2 separate regions of the Homo sapiens genome follow, and region 1 is linked to region 2. Evidence: read pairs that join two places in POLR2A ChIA-PET (ENCODE). Cell type or tissue: PC-3. All regions are shown on one strand. Each heading gives the region's core, and the rest is flanking DNA. Links, peaks and the distances in the headings are about the cores only. Region 1 overlaps LOC105372130 (a long non-coding RNA gene). Region 2 has its middle 36 kb from the start of LINC-ROR.

Region 1 (8,157 bases), core at 1,464-5,463, 1.3 Mb before region 2:
CAAGATAATTTATAATCTCATCTTTTTCATATTCTGGTTCTTATATTAAAATAATAGAATTATTATAGATTAAATAAGTTTAGACTATATTAGAGTTACATAGAATTTGAAATAATTATGTTTTCCCCAAATATAAATAAATCTTATTCCTGATCTAGTATCTAAGTATATACTTTTCCCTTTATTAAATTTTCTAGGGCAGAGGTTGGCAAACTAAGGCCCACCACTTATTTTTATAAATAAAGTTTTATTGGAACAACTATTCTCATTCACATATTTATTGTACAACAGAGAATTGAGTAGTTGTGACAGAGGCTGCATGGCTCACAAAGTCTAAAATATTTTCTATTTGGCTTTTTACAGAAAACATTTGCTGACTGCTGTTCTATCTAGGATATCATCAGTGTGTAGATGATCAGAGTTCATGTCAGTGTTCCTACAAGCCAATGAAGGTAGGATTCAACAGTAAGTCTTGACTTCCTTAAGGTGTCTGATGAGTGCGTTTATGCAAGTTCAAGAAACAAGTTTGGCTATATTTTGTATTAAAATTGAAGCTTATCTCTCAATCGTGTATAATTGTCAATAATTACTTGCCCTTTAAATGAGTTTCTTCTTTCCATTTTGTTTCTTTCTCGTGTTCTAGGCATTGCGCAATTCAGCCTTGCGGTTTTCGTTTCTTTGACTTCGTGATGTGAGGGAAGCTGGCATGTTTTCTAATGTGCTGTTGTGTGGGCTTGGGCTGTTGATTGCTTTTGGCCTAGGTGCTGTGCAGAGCTCCAAGGTTTGGCTTTGTAAACGCTGCCTGGCAAAACGGAAACATTTTGTGAAATTTGACAAATGTCACACACACCCGCACACACACACATTTTAAATTGCAAAATTCTCCCCTTGGCACACAGTTTTCCCCGGGTTTTTATTCTTCATAATAAATCTTTAACCATCTTCGTGTCTATATGAGCTCTTTAGTGGATGGACGTGCTTTTGCTTTGATGAGACTTGCAGTTAAAAAGCCCTTGGTTTCCAGGATATCCTTATTGTTTTTCTTTTCTCAAAAAATTAATGTGATATTTTATTCCAATGAGAAAGCAGTCTTATTTCATTTCCAACTGCTTTCTCAGACAAAGATTCCCACCGAAAGCCATTCTCCAACATGGGACCCCTAGAAACTGACCTCTTGGCTTCTCTCTTCTGAACTCAGAGTGAGACACAGGGGAGTGGAATTCAGAGAAAAACTGGGTGAATTAAATTCTTTTCGTGCATGAGTTAAAGCATCTAAGAAACTATAATATGAGTGCTTAATCTCAAGAAAAATCTTGGTATATTTTAGTACATTTTCCTTCATGGGTAGCTAAAAGCACTTCACAAACAAATCATTGACTTTAGAATGAGGGGACAAATATGATTGTCCCTAGGTCACAGATGACATTAAATCCTGGGGAGGTAAGCTTTTGCTTAAGGTCATTCAGGGTGTCAGCAGGGGTGAGGCGGGCTTTAATTTTATGGTTGGGGTATCTGTTTCAAGTCTTCTGCCAATTTTAAGACATGCCTCTGGCTTAAGAAAACTCTTCCAATTTGACTACCCTAATTTGCATCCCTCTCTGGATTTCCAGCTCTACTTTCTAGTTTCCTGGCACTCTAATTACTCAGGCGTTACTTCTGACAATGACCCCCAACTCTCATCCCTTCAGCTTGACTCCAGGGTCCTCGCACCTGTGAGCTACCGTCCCTGGCAGCCTCGAGTAGACGGGCTCGGCTGCCCTATGCATTGAGCAGAGCCCTTCCTGGTTCAGACCTTTTAGGGCAACAGCAATTTGGCAGCCTTCTCTAGATCCAGGGTTGCAAGAGCAATCAGGCCGAACGGGACTGCTTCAGCCATACTGTTGAAACACATCATATTGCCTGGAGAGCAGACAGTGCCATTCAGAAACTCTAAAGAGAAAATGTAGTGCCTTTATTTTGTCAGTTACAGATCTGGCTTTTCTCCTAAGTCTCCAACTGTCAGAGAGAAAAAGAAACTAAGTGTTCGATTCCATAATTTTAATAGTGCCATAGGTTATGCTCAGTGTTTTGGGGTGATTGCTTAGAATGTCTCATGGAAATGTTAGGGCTAAAAATGTGTGCTCCAGAGACAGATTGACTGGGTTTAAACCATGGGGTTGCCTTTGAGTCAATCTGTGGCCTTGCACAAGGGACAGGGACACTCAGCACTTCAGTTTCTCTGTGTGTAAACCAGAAAAAAATCTACCTCTGCACCACCCAGTTTGGTAGCCACTAGCCACATATGGCTACTTAAACTTAAATTTAAAGTAGTTCTTAATAAAATTAAACACTGTTAATAATTCAGTTTCTCAGTCACACTAGCCACATTTCAAGTACTCAGTAGCCACAAGTGGCTAGCAGCTACTGTACTGGAGAGCTAAGAGATTAGAACAGTAGACCACTGCTGTCCATCATAAAGTTCTGCTGGATTGCACTGGTCTACATCACAGGGTTATAATGTGGAGTAAGTGAATTATGCAGCTAAAGTGCTTAGAACAATGCCTGGCAAGTGGGAAAGATTCAATACGTTTATCACGATCCTACTCTTTCCCACTCCCCTTCAAAATGGTGCCCAGGTGTACTGGAGAAAGGTTAGAGGTACTCCACTTTCTGGTTCCTATATTTTTACTAATGCTTTATTTCCTGTGCCACTTTGTAAGTTTCGATGTCTCAAGGATTTCTTATTTTGTAAAGAAAGACACCACAGCAGAATGGCTATGAATGAGTGTTTTAAAGCCAGACTGCCTGTTTTGAATCCCAGTTCTGTCACTTGAGTAGCTGTGTGATCTTAAGCAAATGATTTATTCCGTGTCTCAGTTTCTATATATATGAAATGAGAGTAATAACATATACAATTGAATAAAATTCCTCAAAGGTTGTTGGGAGATGAACTTATGGAAGTAAAATACCTTGAATCGGACCTGGCACCAAAGTTCTCAAAAAGTATTATCTCTCATTAATATTAAATATTAGTATTTTTTTCCTGTCCTCAGCTCATCCTCAAAATGGCAATGGAGACTCCTGGGGGAAATGTATGACTTGGCTTCTTGGTGGGGAGAGTTGTCGGAGTACTCCCATTCATCTGGTCTTCGGGGTGATATCCTTTGTCTCTCTCTCTTGTCTTCTGCAGTGGATGGGATTGGTAGTTGATTTGTCTTGTGGTTTAGTAAGTCTCAGCATGGCTAGGGAGCTACAACCCTTTCTGGCTACATGGTCTTTTCATGGCTCTCGCTGGTGCTACAGACCCATCGTATCCCTGCCTTACCTTCCTTTGGTCTCTGGTTGGGCAGTCACCCCCAGCATCCATCCCAGCAAGTCTCTCTCCATCTCATCATTGCTGGCCCCTGGGCATTCCACCCTTTTCTACCAAGCTTTTAATTCCTTTGGGGAGCCTCAGAAACTTCAGGGCTCCATCCGTGCTAGATCTGAAACAGAAGGTAGAACAAAAGCTCCTTGTCCTCAGTGTTCCCTTCAGTTTATCTAACATATCATTCCTATTCCCCAGTGATTTCAGAAATTACCCCATTCTACCCTGGCAAAGGGTCTCAGACCATGTGGATCCTCTTAGACGACGAGGCCATGTAAGACAGCTCCCAGGAAAAATGAGATTTCTCAACCAGACATTCCTTAAAACTGACTCATTTCAGAGGTTCTTAGGATCCTCTGGCTCATCATTGCCACTGTGGAGATTCTTTGATAGTGACTCCACCACCCATCGCTTAGTCATGACTTCAGGTTGGAATCAGGCTTCAGGCCTGTGTATCCAGACATATCAAATGACCTTATGCCCATGAGTTCCATTCTCAACTGTTTACTGGGATTCTGAACCCGTGCAGTAGACATACCAGTGAAGAAGGGTGAGAGATAAAGGCATCAAATACCATGAAAGTAGAGTTAGTACGTTTAGCCACTGCTTGAATGCAGTAGGCAAGGAAGAGAAGATTCAAATCTGACTCCATGGTGTTGAACCTGGTGATTGGGAAAACCAGAAGTTTATATGCTGTCTTCCCAACTGAATCCATTCTTGAAGCACAGAGCCCAAATAGTAGCTGCTTACTACACCCTTGCTGATGATGAACTGATGGAGTTATTTGTTTTTCTAGGTTCTGAGGAGGCAGGACCAAGAAATGGATGTTGATGTTTAGGAGACTGTATGTAATATGTAAATAAAATGGTAATTATATAATGATTAAAATTATAATATTCAGGTAATAATTTGGACATCTTTTCTATGACATCAATAATTGAGTTTTTCAAATAAAACTACAAGTAATTGAAATAAGGCCATTGTGGAAAGCAGTGTGGCAATTCCTCAAAGAACTTACAGTAGAGTTTTCATTTAACCCAGCCATCCCATTATTGGGTATATACCCAAAGGGATATATATACCGAAGGGATATAAATTATTCTACCACAAAGACGCATACATGTGTATGTTTATTGCAGCACTATACACAATAGCAAAGACATGGAATCAGCTGAAATGCACATTGGCCATTGGATAAAAAAGTGTCGTACATATACACCATGGAATACTATGTAGCCATAAAAAAGAGTGAGATCATGTCCTTTGTAGCAACATGGATGGAACTGGAGGCCATTATCCTAAGCAGACGAACAGAGTACAGAAAACCAAACACTGCATGTTATCACTTATAAGTGGGAGCTAAACAATGAGAAGACATGGGCACAAAGAGGGAAACAGTAGACACAAGGACTTGAGGGTGGAGAATGGGAGGAGGGAAAAAGTAAAAAAGCTACCTATTGAGTACTATGCTTAGTACCTGGGTGATGAAATAATCTGTACACCAAACCCCATAACACACAGTTTACCTATATAAAAAACCTGCACATATACCCCGACCCTAAAATAAAAGTAAAATAAGACAAAACTGGACATGATGAAAAAAAAAAAAAATCAAAGTGGGTCCTCTGGCCAGAAGCTGTGGCTCATGCTTGTAATCCCAGCACTTTAGGAAGCCAAGGCGGGAGAATTGCTTGAGGCCAGGAGTCTGAGACCAACCTGGGAACATAGCGAGACCCTGTTTCTGCAAAAAATTTTAAGAACTAAGTCAGGCATGGTGGTGTGCGCCTGTAGTCCTAGCTACTCAGGAGGCTGTGGGGGGAGGATCCTTTGAACTGCAATGAGCCCTGATCACACCACTGCACTCCAGCCTAGGTGACAGAGGGAGACCCCGTCTCAAAAAAACAAACAACAACAACAAAAAGGAAGTTATTCCCTTTAGGAATAATATATACTAATTTTTCCTTCGTGGCTGCATGAAATAAGTTGTTATATCATCATCAGTTAAGAGTCCAGTATGTACCCAAGAAAGGGGAAGTTGCCTTTCCGTGTCTTAAATGAAGATTTGCATGGTATTTAAGATTTTGGAAGAGGATATGTCCCTAGATGCGCCATGAATATTACTTGATGATGACAAGCACTTGATGAATAATTTTTGGAGTATTGTTTAAAATTACAAGGATAGTAGTAATTATAGATCCCAGAAGCAGAAAAAAAAAGCTTAATTATCAGATTTAAGAATAAGAGGTTACTCCTCATAGAAAAGTGATCATTTTTAGTGGTCGTGGAAAAAATGTTCAAATGACTAAAGGAACATATGGGGAACTACCAGCAGACCAATTCATGTGTTGCAGCTATTTAACTGAATTACAAATGCAAAATGCATTCTTTTTCCAGTTTCGTTCCATTTAAACCCAAATGGCTATGTGAAATGGTGTCATACACCTGGTGAAAAGCTCTGCTTTTTAAAAATCTTATCGCTTCACCAAAATGCCTGGTGTTGAACCAACAACAGCGTTCTTTTTGTATTGTTTAAACGAGTTTAACCACTTTTCAGAATATTCACTTCTCGTTTGATGGAAAAACTAAACATCAAAAGAAATTTAATTTAACCCTCCTTTTCCCTTCATGGATCTATTGACATCAATGATGATGCTAGCCATCATTAGAAAAGTAAATGAGGATGGCTTTTTTTCCTCTCTTAAAGCCAGGAAAAACAAGCAGTGGAAAAATATATAATTTTTGTTATTAGAAGTGGAAGCCTATGTTGTAAAACAGTAAGAAGCACTCTTCGAAACTGCTAAGAAAATGTAACCAGGAGTGGAGGATTAAAATCCACAAATTACACACTTTGAATTATACTTGAGAGTGCAACAAGAAGAAAAACACAAACAATTTTTAGCTGAGGAGGAAAACAAGCTCTCTTACAAAAACACGTTTAATGTATTTAGGAGCACTGGCTATATTTAGTTACGATGAATTATATAAATTGGACAGTGCAAACTGTTGGCCTTTGAGCCACATCTGGTACCCAGTTGTGTGTTGTTTGGTCTACCCACTTTTCCAAAAAATTCTTATTGGCTACCATCATTTAAAAATTGGGAGCATTCACATAAAAATCCAGATTTTTAGTTCTCTTGGAAAAAAGGATCTGGCAGTACTGGGCTTGTATTTCTGCAAGGTGTCAGCTACCAGATGCTTCCTCTACGGCCTCTGAGATGCACTCATGTGACTTCAGAGCTTGGAGGGAGGATTCCTGGTTCTGAGGCTTTTACCGGTGCTATGCTCCCCTTGGGTGTCTGAGACAGCTCTTAAGGTCAAGCTCAAGCTACTAAGACATTAAGATTTTTAGAGATACAGAGCTATGCAAACCTAGTCTTGATTTGCTATAACTAGATTTTTCTCAGTCTGAGTGTGAGTTACCTTCAGCTATTCATATTTGATTTTTTTTTGATAGAATTAAACAATCTGAGATTATCATTTGATGGCTCTATTCACAATTTACTTCTGGACCTATGCAACTCCCAGGTGGCCTTTAAGTGAAATCACTTAAGTACTTCCTACAACCTAAGGGAATGCAAAACTACAAATACAAGTAGATTACTAAAGCACATGTGTGGTTCATAATTTGTATCTTCTGTTCATTTTTATCATGCATTGGAATAGTTTAGAGTAGGGAAGCTGGAGGAGTGCAAAGGGACACTTTAATGACATGGCATGAGTCGACATTTAAATAAGATTTATTAATTTATTCTTAACATTAAAAATTGGGGAAATGATAAAATGCATCCTGGAGTTTAATTTTACAATGTGGCTCCATATTCATTTGAAGAATTATATGATTCTAGAATGTAATAATCCAATAATAGATATGCATTACTGTGGAATTGCCCCCATTTGTATTATCTGTATTGCTAGCCAAGAATATGCATAACTATTAATAACACATGACCAATTAGTATTATGAATTAGTGAATTAACTGATACATAACCAGAGAGGCTGCTCATGCACTTTAGCATTTTAAGTATTCTTTCAAGAACAGCTTCCAACTATTTTGTTATGGGAATCCTAGGGCATAAAAAATTCAAGTTTATTTTTTTAAAGAAGTGATTTTTGAATGGAGTGAATTCCAAAAGCTGAGAAACTTTTTTAAAAAACCAAATTTAAAAATATTGCATTTTCATGACCTTTCTCTTCATGAGTAACTCAGAAAATTTGATTCAAACTTTCCAAAATAAATTTGTCTTTGGCTTTGAGACGAAAGCATAATAATTTTCGGTTCAAAAGGAGCTGTTGGAGGACATTTTTTTTGACACCGTGAGAAAGGAAAGAAATTAGGGCCCCAAATAGAGTACTAGTTGTTGGCTTAATTAGGGAGCAGGGCTGTGGTGCCATAATTGCTGAACATGATGCAACCACAGCATCCATGTTATTTAGCTGCTAAATTTTTGACTTTCTCTTCCCAGAAAAACAGAGATCTGTGTTCTGAATGGAAAAATTCCTACTGATGCCAGTAAGTGAGCCATCCATCTATGATGTGTCTATGGGGAAGAAAGTGACATGAATGAGTAAAATAGAATATATGCTTTAAATCATGAAAATTGAGTCCAGATGGAAAGGTTAGGAGGAAATGGAGTGGAAAGGTGGATGAAGAAGAGTGAGAACTCATGCAGTCGTTGCGACTTGGTTGACACTTCCTTCCCTGTGACTACAATTCCAAGTTCAGTACTCCTGAGCTTTTATAGATGGATGAGAATATAGGGGGAAGAAACAAGAGGAAGGAGTTTTCTGAAATCTCGGTGGAGAGGAGGGA
Region 2 (8,157 bases), core at 1,888-5,887:
CCCTGCACAGACAGCAGGAATCTAGAGAGGCAGTCTGGCTACAGAAGCTTTGTGGCACTGTAGTGGGCTCCAGCCAGTCCAAACTTTCTGGTAGCTTTATTTACACTGTGAGGGGAAAACCTCCTACTCAAGCCTCAGTAATGGTGGACACCCCTCCTTCCACCAAGCTTGAGCATCCCAGGTTGACTTCACACTGCTGTGCTGTGCAGCAAGAATTTCAAGCCAGTGGATCTTAGTTTGCTGGGCTCCATGGGGGTGGGATCCACTGAGCAAGACTTCTTGTCTCCCTAGCTTCAGCCCCCTTTCCAGAGGAGTGAACAGTTCTGTCTCACTGGTGTTCCAGGTGCCACCAGGGGGAAAAAAAAAACACAAAAACAACAACAAAAAAACTTCTGCAGCTAGCTCAGTCTACCCAAACAGCTATCCAGTTTTGTGCTTGAAACCCAGGGCCCTTGTGGTGTAGGCACCTGAGGGAATCTCCTGGTCTGTGGGTTGTGAAGACTGAGGGAAAACCATAGTATCTGGACTATCTGGACTAGATAGCACCATCCTTCATGGCAAGTCCCTCACGGCTTCCCTTGTCTAGGGGAGGGAGTTCCCCGACCCTTTGTGCTTCCTGGTGAGGCAACTCCCCACCCTGCTTTTGCTTGCCCTCTGTGGGCTGCACCCACTGTCTAACCAGTCCCAGTGAGATGAACTGGGTACCTCAGTTGGAAATGTGGAAATCATCCATCTTCTGCGTTGGTCTCACTGGGAGCTGCAGACTGGAGCTGTTCCTATTGGGCCATCTTGCCTGGGAATCGAGTTCACATATTTTTAAAGCCCTTCACATGACTTTGATATAAAAACAGATTAAGAAATGACTGATCAGCTGGGTGCAGTGGCTCACGCCTGTAATCCCAGCACTTTGGGAGGCCAAGGTGGGCAGATCACGAGGTCAGGAGAACGAGACCATCCTGGCTAACATGTTGAAACCCCATCTCTACTAAAAATACAAAAAATTAGCTGGGCCTGTAATCCTAGCTACTCAGGAGGCTGAGGCAGGAGAATCTCTTGAACCTGGGAGGCAGAGGTTGCAGTGAGGTGAGATCGCACCACTGCACTCCAGCCTGGATGACAGAGTGAGACTCTGTCCAAAAAAAAAAAAAAAAAGAAAGAAATAACTCATCCAGTACCCAGTAGCAATACTTTTTAAAAAGTCAGTGACTTTCTAAAGTATTTGGTATTATGAAAGACTCTATTCTTTATTTAGTATAATTTGTTAAAAATCATATTAGGAGTGTCATAGTTCTCTAAACCAATCCTATGACATGTAGAAATAGATAGTGAGATAGGCATCTATTGGGTTTCCTGCCTAACAATACCCCTTGTGTAGGAACTCCCCACTACACACATGGTTCACATGTGATTCTACCACCCTGAAACACAGTTAATTGATCCAAGAAGAAGGATGTTACTTCACCTGGAACAACGATCTTTTCTTTGATAATTTTGGATTTGAGACTGTTAGTCTGCTTGGACTGCCATAACAAAATATCATAAATTGGGTGGCTTAAATACCAGAGATTTCTATCTCACAGTTTTAGAAGCTGTGTGAGCTGATTCAATTTCTGCTGAGGGCTCTCTTCCTGGCTTGCAGATGGCAGCCTTCTCAGTATGTCCTCACATGGCCTTTCCTTGGTGAGTGCTTATGGAAATACAGAGAAAGATCTCTTTCTCTCTCTTCCTTTCTTTAGGAGGCCATATTCTTACTGGATTAGGAGTCTACTCTTAAGACCTCATTCAACCTTAATTACCTCCTAAAAGCTCTAGCTCCAAATACAGTCACACTGGGAGTTAGGGTTTTAACGTATGAATTTTGGGGGAACACAATTCAGTACATATCAGGGACTAAAAGCGTTCAGTTATTTCACTATGGATCTGTGAGGCTCAGAGCTTGAAAAACACCATTGTTCTCTGCTATGTGGAGAAAGAGGGTGTGTAGAGAGAAGGAATAACACAGTTGACATCCAAGTAAAGCAGACACAAGAAACAGAGAGTAGTCTTGATATTGTCATATTCCTGGTACCAGCTGTTTCTGAATCTCAGATGAATCCTTTCCCTTTTAGGGTCTTGGTTTTTCTGTGAGGTGCCCCAGTTTCCTCCCAATAAATTGTTCATTTGTCTAGATTCAGTTGGTCTCTCCTATTTATAATCAAAAGGCAGTCTTGGCTATTATCATTTCCACAATATCAAAATAGATTTTTAATAAAAAGTAAGTAGAAATAAAAATAGTATTCAAAAATATAGAATTTTATCTGTGATTGCAAAATTAACCTCAAAAGACATCCTGGAACTTTGATATCCCACTTCAGATTTGGAGCTGAGAAAATCATGATCACAGGACACACTAGGGGTGTTTCCCTTGGCCATGTGCCTGCAAATCAAAGTGATGTGTCCACAGGCTACCCATCTACAGACAACTCCAATGCTTTTTATAGTACCAAGATCATGTTTATCCTAATTTGCTCTCGCTCTTAAAAAAGTATATGGCCCATAACATGTATCCTATTTCCATTTCAGGGCCCCGTGTCTGTCTTGTTGGGCTTAAGACATGTATTGTTCTCTTGGCTTCACATTGAGATCTCACTAAAGGGCTTTACTTCAGAAACACTTTTAGCCATTTTTTACTCTCAGCCACCTTGGGGATGTCACGCCTTGGGAAAATCCTAGTTTAAGAAACTTGAGCTGCAATGTTGGGCTATGGCTAATGGCATGGTGGAGCCAGCTTGCACTAGCCCATGAGAGCTGATTGCACATATCTTCTCTCAGCTTTGTGTTTAGTGACGTCTCGTGAGTGGCTTGAAGTCAGCCATTGTAGGAGTGCTGCTTATATCATGGAAATTGGAAAACACTACAAATTATGTGTTTTTTTTTTCTTGGAGAGCTATTGGTTAAACATATATCAGCACATCACAAGCTATCACCCACTTGACAGTCCCTTTCCTGGTGAGACATTAAAAAAGAGAACTGGCTTTGAAATGTCTGGTTAAGTATATATAATTTATAAGATTTATAAGATTTATAATTTATAATCATTATAGACTTCTGCTTTTCCCACTCAGGCTGGACAGTCACTGCTTTTGCTAATATCAGTACCATGGACAGCAATTCTGCAAAGTGGCTGAAACGAGAGCCAAAAATAGCACAAAGTGAAGGGTCTGGACTTGGCAGTGGCTGAAAATTAGAGGACAATGAGGAATCTCAAATGAGGGAAGAAGTAAATGTAGTATCTGCTAATATCTGGAGTCTTTGTTAGGTGATGCATCCAGGATTTAACTGTCAGGGTAAAGCAGACACCATGGATGTAAGCCAAAATGAGAGCACTAAATTTATACCACAATTCAGGAAGGCAATGAGTAAGACATCAGGTGAAATGTTTCATGGTAAAATGGGTGGCCAGAATATAAAATAGGTGGTCAGGAAATAGCTGAATCACAGGAAATGGGAGGATGAGTACAAGAGACTAGAATAAATAGGAGATAGTAGCAGCAAGGCAGTCTATACCGGGGCAGAGAACATGGTATGATAAACAGAGCACTGGAAGGGCCTTGGCCTGGCTTTGCTGCTAACTTTCTGAGTCACCTTGGTCAGATCACTCGATCGTTCTAGGCCCTAGTCTTCTCATCTGTGAAATGAGGACATTGAACTATATGATCTCTGAAGTTCCCACTAGCTCTGTGACACTGTGGAGCATTTTTTCCAAGACAGAAAATTTCTTATAACCCCTTAGGGGAATTAGAGCAGAAATCAATAAGTAGAATGTTTTGACTAGGGTAGAAATTAAAATGAGGCCCATCGAAATTTGACTTTCTCATTTTGCTGAGACAATTAATTGAGATGGGTGTTCAGAAAGAAAAAAAAAAACAAATCACCAGCATCCCAAAGAGACTCAGACTCCTAACCCATGGCTATACCTGACTGACTGTTCATCAAATGAATTAAAGCTAAGACACGTTGCGATTTTAATGTCTACTCCTTACTGCCTTGTCATAATGCAGAAATCAGCTCAACCTTTGTGGTTATTTTGGGATTGAACATCACTTAACTGCCAATTTAAAAAATCTAGGGCTTATCCAGTTACAGAGGAAGAAAGGACATTCTTAACTAATCCCCCCATGCACAACCTATTCAGAAAATATGTCTAAAGAGAAATATCATCATAGCTGAAGATTAATGAACCAGGAGTCAAGGAAACCAGTCAATCAGTTATCAGAATTAATGAAAAAGTAAAGCTGAATTTTTGAAAACTTCACCTGAGTTTACATAACAGATGTTCATTTAAAAATGTCAGTAAGGAATGAACTATATAGAGTTCGTCTCCTTCTTTTAAGAGTTGTCACGCTGCCTATGAGTGATAGGTTAGAATCAAATACCGCATTTTGTGAAGGTTGGAGTTCAGAGGCAGGTAATCTGTTATGAGAAGATCATGCATTGATGTATGATCTAACCACTTGTCTGAAACATGAGCAGACATTTAAGGAGCTTCTGTGAAGGCTCTGAGGACACCATTTACAGCACAGAGATATGCAGAAAGGATTATCCCAGAACCCGATAAATGAGAGGCCAACTGTGCCAAAGGAGAAGAACATATGCCTGGAGAATATAATCTCAGATTCCTTGTTGGCTGGCTTATATAAATCAATCTAATACAAAATATACAGGTTCTTCCTCAAATGTTTGCATAATTTAAATTTGGCTGCCTTGGGCATGCAGAAATTCAGAGTGCAGCATGGAAATCAATGTCATTGTCCATGACTTGAGCCACTACTCTCCCTTCTGTCTTTTGAAGGCTGTATCACCTCACCATCATGGGATTGTGTTCGGTGTAACTTTTGTTACAAAATTATCAATAGAAGTGTTTCTGGTTTAAACATTTTTTTTGCCTTACATAATCTGATTTTTAAATCATCATAAAACTTTAAAATTTTAGAGCTTGGAGAAATCTAGAAGGAGCATCTGCTGCAACTGATGAGATAGCTGAGTTTACCTGAGGTAGGTACAAGGACTTGCATGTGGTAAAATTAATTAGGAAATTGCAGATGCCAGGGGTCGTGGTGTCACATATGACCACTCACCAAGCCTTCCACAAAGCCCGAGCCTTGCTCTTGGCACTCACACAACTCAGCTCTTTGTGGGGAGTGGTCACAGAGCCTGGCATGCTGCCTCCTCCTGGAGAACACAGGCTAATGGGAAGGATGGCAAGTCAACCACTAACTAAAACACACTGGGCGCCCAGCTGCCACTTTGGAGGCTACACTGTCACCTTTTCTAATTATTCCACATTAGTCCTAGACACACTTAAACTCTGAGGACACTTTGGGGATTGTAGAATTGTCATCAAAAAAATGTAAAGGTTGTACTCTCTAAAGAGAATATGCTAGAATAATCAGAGTTAAATTCTATGAAAATTTGCTGAGGTCGTTTCTCATTTCTAGAGTTTCAAAATTCTTGGTTCGCTTTCAGTTCACGAAGATGTAAACTTTATAGCTGCTACTGGAACCCATTCAAAAGCCCCCTTCCAGAAAATTTTCAATTCAGCCACAAGCACTACATTAATTTAGACTTTCTCTATCACATATAAGTCAAGGATTGCCATTTTGGTTTGTCTTGTCTCTCCCATTCACCAGCACCCCATTATTTCCTCTGCCTCCATCCCATCTCTTCCAACTAGCTTATAAAGGCAGCAAGCACATGCCCTGTTTTTAATCTATTATCCTGTGCCATGTAGGAGAGTACTTTACAAACAGGAGATGCTTCATCAATGCAGACACAGTGCTCCTTTCATCCTCAAAGCCTGCACAGCTGAGCATGCCCAGTTAGAGAAGAATCTCTTCTGGGGATGGTCCCTTTCACTCTTTTTTCTTTGGTACCTTACGTTTCCTGACCAGACCCAAATTTCCTTCACCTTCGATTCTCTCATTAAACCTTTTAGATTTAGCAAATACACTCACCAAGTATGGAAGTGCAGGTGCCAGAAAGTCACTTAAAGTACTTGTTACAACTTTGTAGAAGTTCATCCTTTGCTTGCCACGTTTACAAAAGAGAGCCAATAATAAATAGCAAGTGACAGGAAGTAATGAATTGTCCGTGACCATGAAATGTAGCTTTCACCAAGGTCTCTACTTAGGAGCTGCAGGATGAGGTGTGGGTGGGGGAGGGACAAATTAACAAAATGTCGTTGGTGCCAAAGAATAAGCCACTTTGTAGTGACACACATGTTACGGTGTCAATTGGTATGGAGTTTTTTGATGACTCATATGATGAAGAAAGAGCCATGATTCAAAAGCTGTCATTGTAGGAAGACTCAGTGCTGCATCAACAGCACACTGGTTATCTGCTTTAATAGGATGCAAACAACATTGTCAGGTATCAGATAAGCTGGGCTGTGAGTCAAGCTGTCATATCGTAAGACAACTGAATTGATTGGTGTTTGGGTTCTCATTTTATTTCCAATGGGTGAGGAAAATAACCACAGATGCTTGTCCATTTCTCCTGTCTGCAAGGGATTACCACATTCCATAGTTTTTGGGTTACCCTTTGGGGCTTTGACTGGGAGCTCAGTATAAACCTGTCTGATCATCTAGTCCTATAAGAAGGTACATTCTAGCTTCAGTGACTCCAGCAATCTGTGATGTGCTGCCCAATATCTTACAACAAACTCCTACCCCCCCTTGGAAAAAATAAAAGCCCAAACTTGTAGAACTTCCTGATTTCCATGGTGTAGATACTCCCATCAATTTCAGTTTCAAGCTACCAAGATGATATCACTGAATGTAAAGCTGGGAAGGTATGTGCCAGTCGGCTGCCATGGGCTGGTAGTAGCTGGTTCCAACACAGCGCTGGCAGCAATCCCAATACATGCCCACAGCTAAATGTTTTTGTGAATTGGGGACAGAAATGCCATCCTGATCCCCTGGCTGTTGTAAGATCAGAGTGAGAGTATCTATGTGCCTGTCTTTTGGTGCCTTTAGGGACAGGTATCACTTACTAATATAGTTTGGCTGTGTCCCCACTCAAATCTTATCTTGAGTTGTAGTTCCCATAATTTTCATGTGCTGTGGGAAGGACCCAGTGGGGTGGGACATAATTGAATCATGAGGGCAGTTATCCCCATGCTACTGCTCTCATGATGGTGAGTAAGTTCTCACGAGATCTGGTGGTTAAGAGGCTTTCCCCCCTTTTGATCAGCACTTCTCCTTCCTGCCACCATGTGAAGAAGGATGTGTTTGCTTCCCCTTCTGCCATGATTGTAAGTTTCCTGAGGCCTCCCCAGCTCTGCAGAACTGTGAGTCAATTAAACCTCTTTCCTTTATAAAGTACCCAGTCTCAGGTATGTCCTTATTAGCAGCAGGGAGAACAGGCTAATACACTTACCTTCCTAGGCACCAAGCTGGGGCCTGAATGGCCCCTTTAATTAGGGTGACCATATATTTTATTATCCTAACAGGAACACTTTTGAACTAAAAGGGGATGATATTAATAATTATACTAGGACAACTAGGGCTGTGCCTGGACAAGCCAGGACAATGTGGTTACCCCCTTCTAAAGCAAAATGTGAACATAGTAGCAAACAAGCCATATATCCATTGAAGCCTCCTCTGTATTCTGCATCCCTGAAGTTGGTGCTCTGCCCGTCTGGGAGAATGGTGCTAGAGTCTCCACTCAGCCTGTGGCTGCCGCCAGTCTGGGAGTGGGAGGGTCTGCAGAGCTCATAAAACTGTATGAGTTTTTAGGCTTGCAGCTTCCCTTGATGCATATTTCCAACCACTGCAAGTGTCCCTTCCTGTCTAAGCAATTGTGTCAGCAGCTAAATGCTTTTCTTGTTGGTCTCAGTCCAAACTTCCATTCTTCTCATAAAAAATAAGAAATATATAAGATTCTATGGGAGAAAAAAAGAATCCAGTAAATAATCCTCTACGTACACCACTCTAAATTTGCTTCCAGCCCTTGCTGATGAGTGTGCAGACATAATTATTGATGGAGTTGTAATCCATGTGTGCAAACTATTGGGTGTTGTACTTGTTTCCATTTAGCACTATTTCACATACTTATTTCCATATATTGACACAATCCACATGCTTATCATTTTTTATGGCAGCATAGTTCTCCATCATG

Evidence for each region. ChIA-PET counts read pairs that join two places held together with the same protein. Peaks named below come from ENCODE experiments on the same cell type or tissue, not always from the same donor. Only the 100,000 strongest peaks of a DNase experiment are listed, where the experiment ranks them.
Region 1: POLR2A ChIA-PET joins it to region 2 with 18 read pairs; 1 of 35 experiments calls an interaction of 5 or more read pairs at or near these places.

Annotation. Positions count from the first base shown.
Region 1 is chr18:55,830,021-55,838,177 of GRCh38, forward strand. It overlaps LOC105372130 (a long non-coding RNA gene), which reads left to right. Exons shown (of 9, transcript XR_007066382.1): 7 at 364-452; 8 at 7,811-7,857. Among named protein-coding and RNA genes, the nearest start is that of LINC01415, 52 kb to the left of the region's middle. RefSeq lists an enhancer at 2,949-4,148. In PC-3, for the core only: no CTCF peak of the experiment used is centred there; a DNase peak (open chromatin) is centred at 3,741; H3K27ac peaks cover 861 bases.
Region 2 is chr18:57,104,168-57,112,324 of GRCh38, forward strand. No RefSeq gene overlaps it. Among named protein-coding and RNA genes, the nearest start is that of LINC-ROR, 36 kb to the left of the region's middle. In PC-3, for the core only: no CTCF peak of the experiment used is centred there; a DNase peak (open chromatin) is centred at 3,474.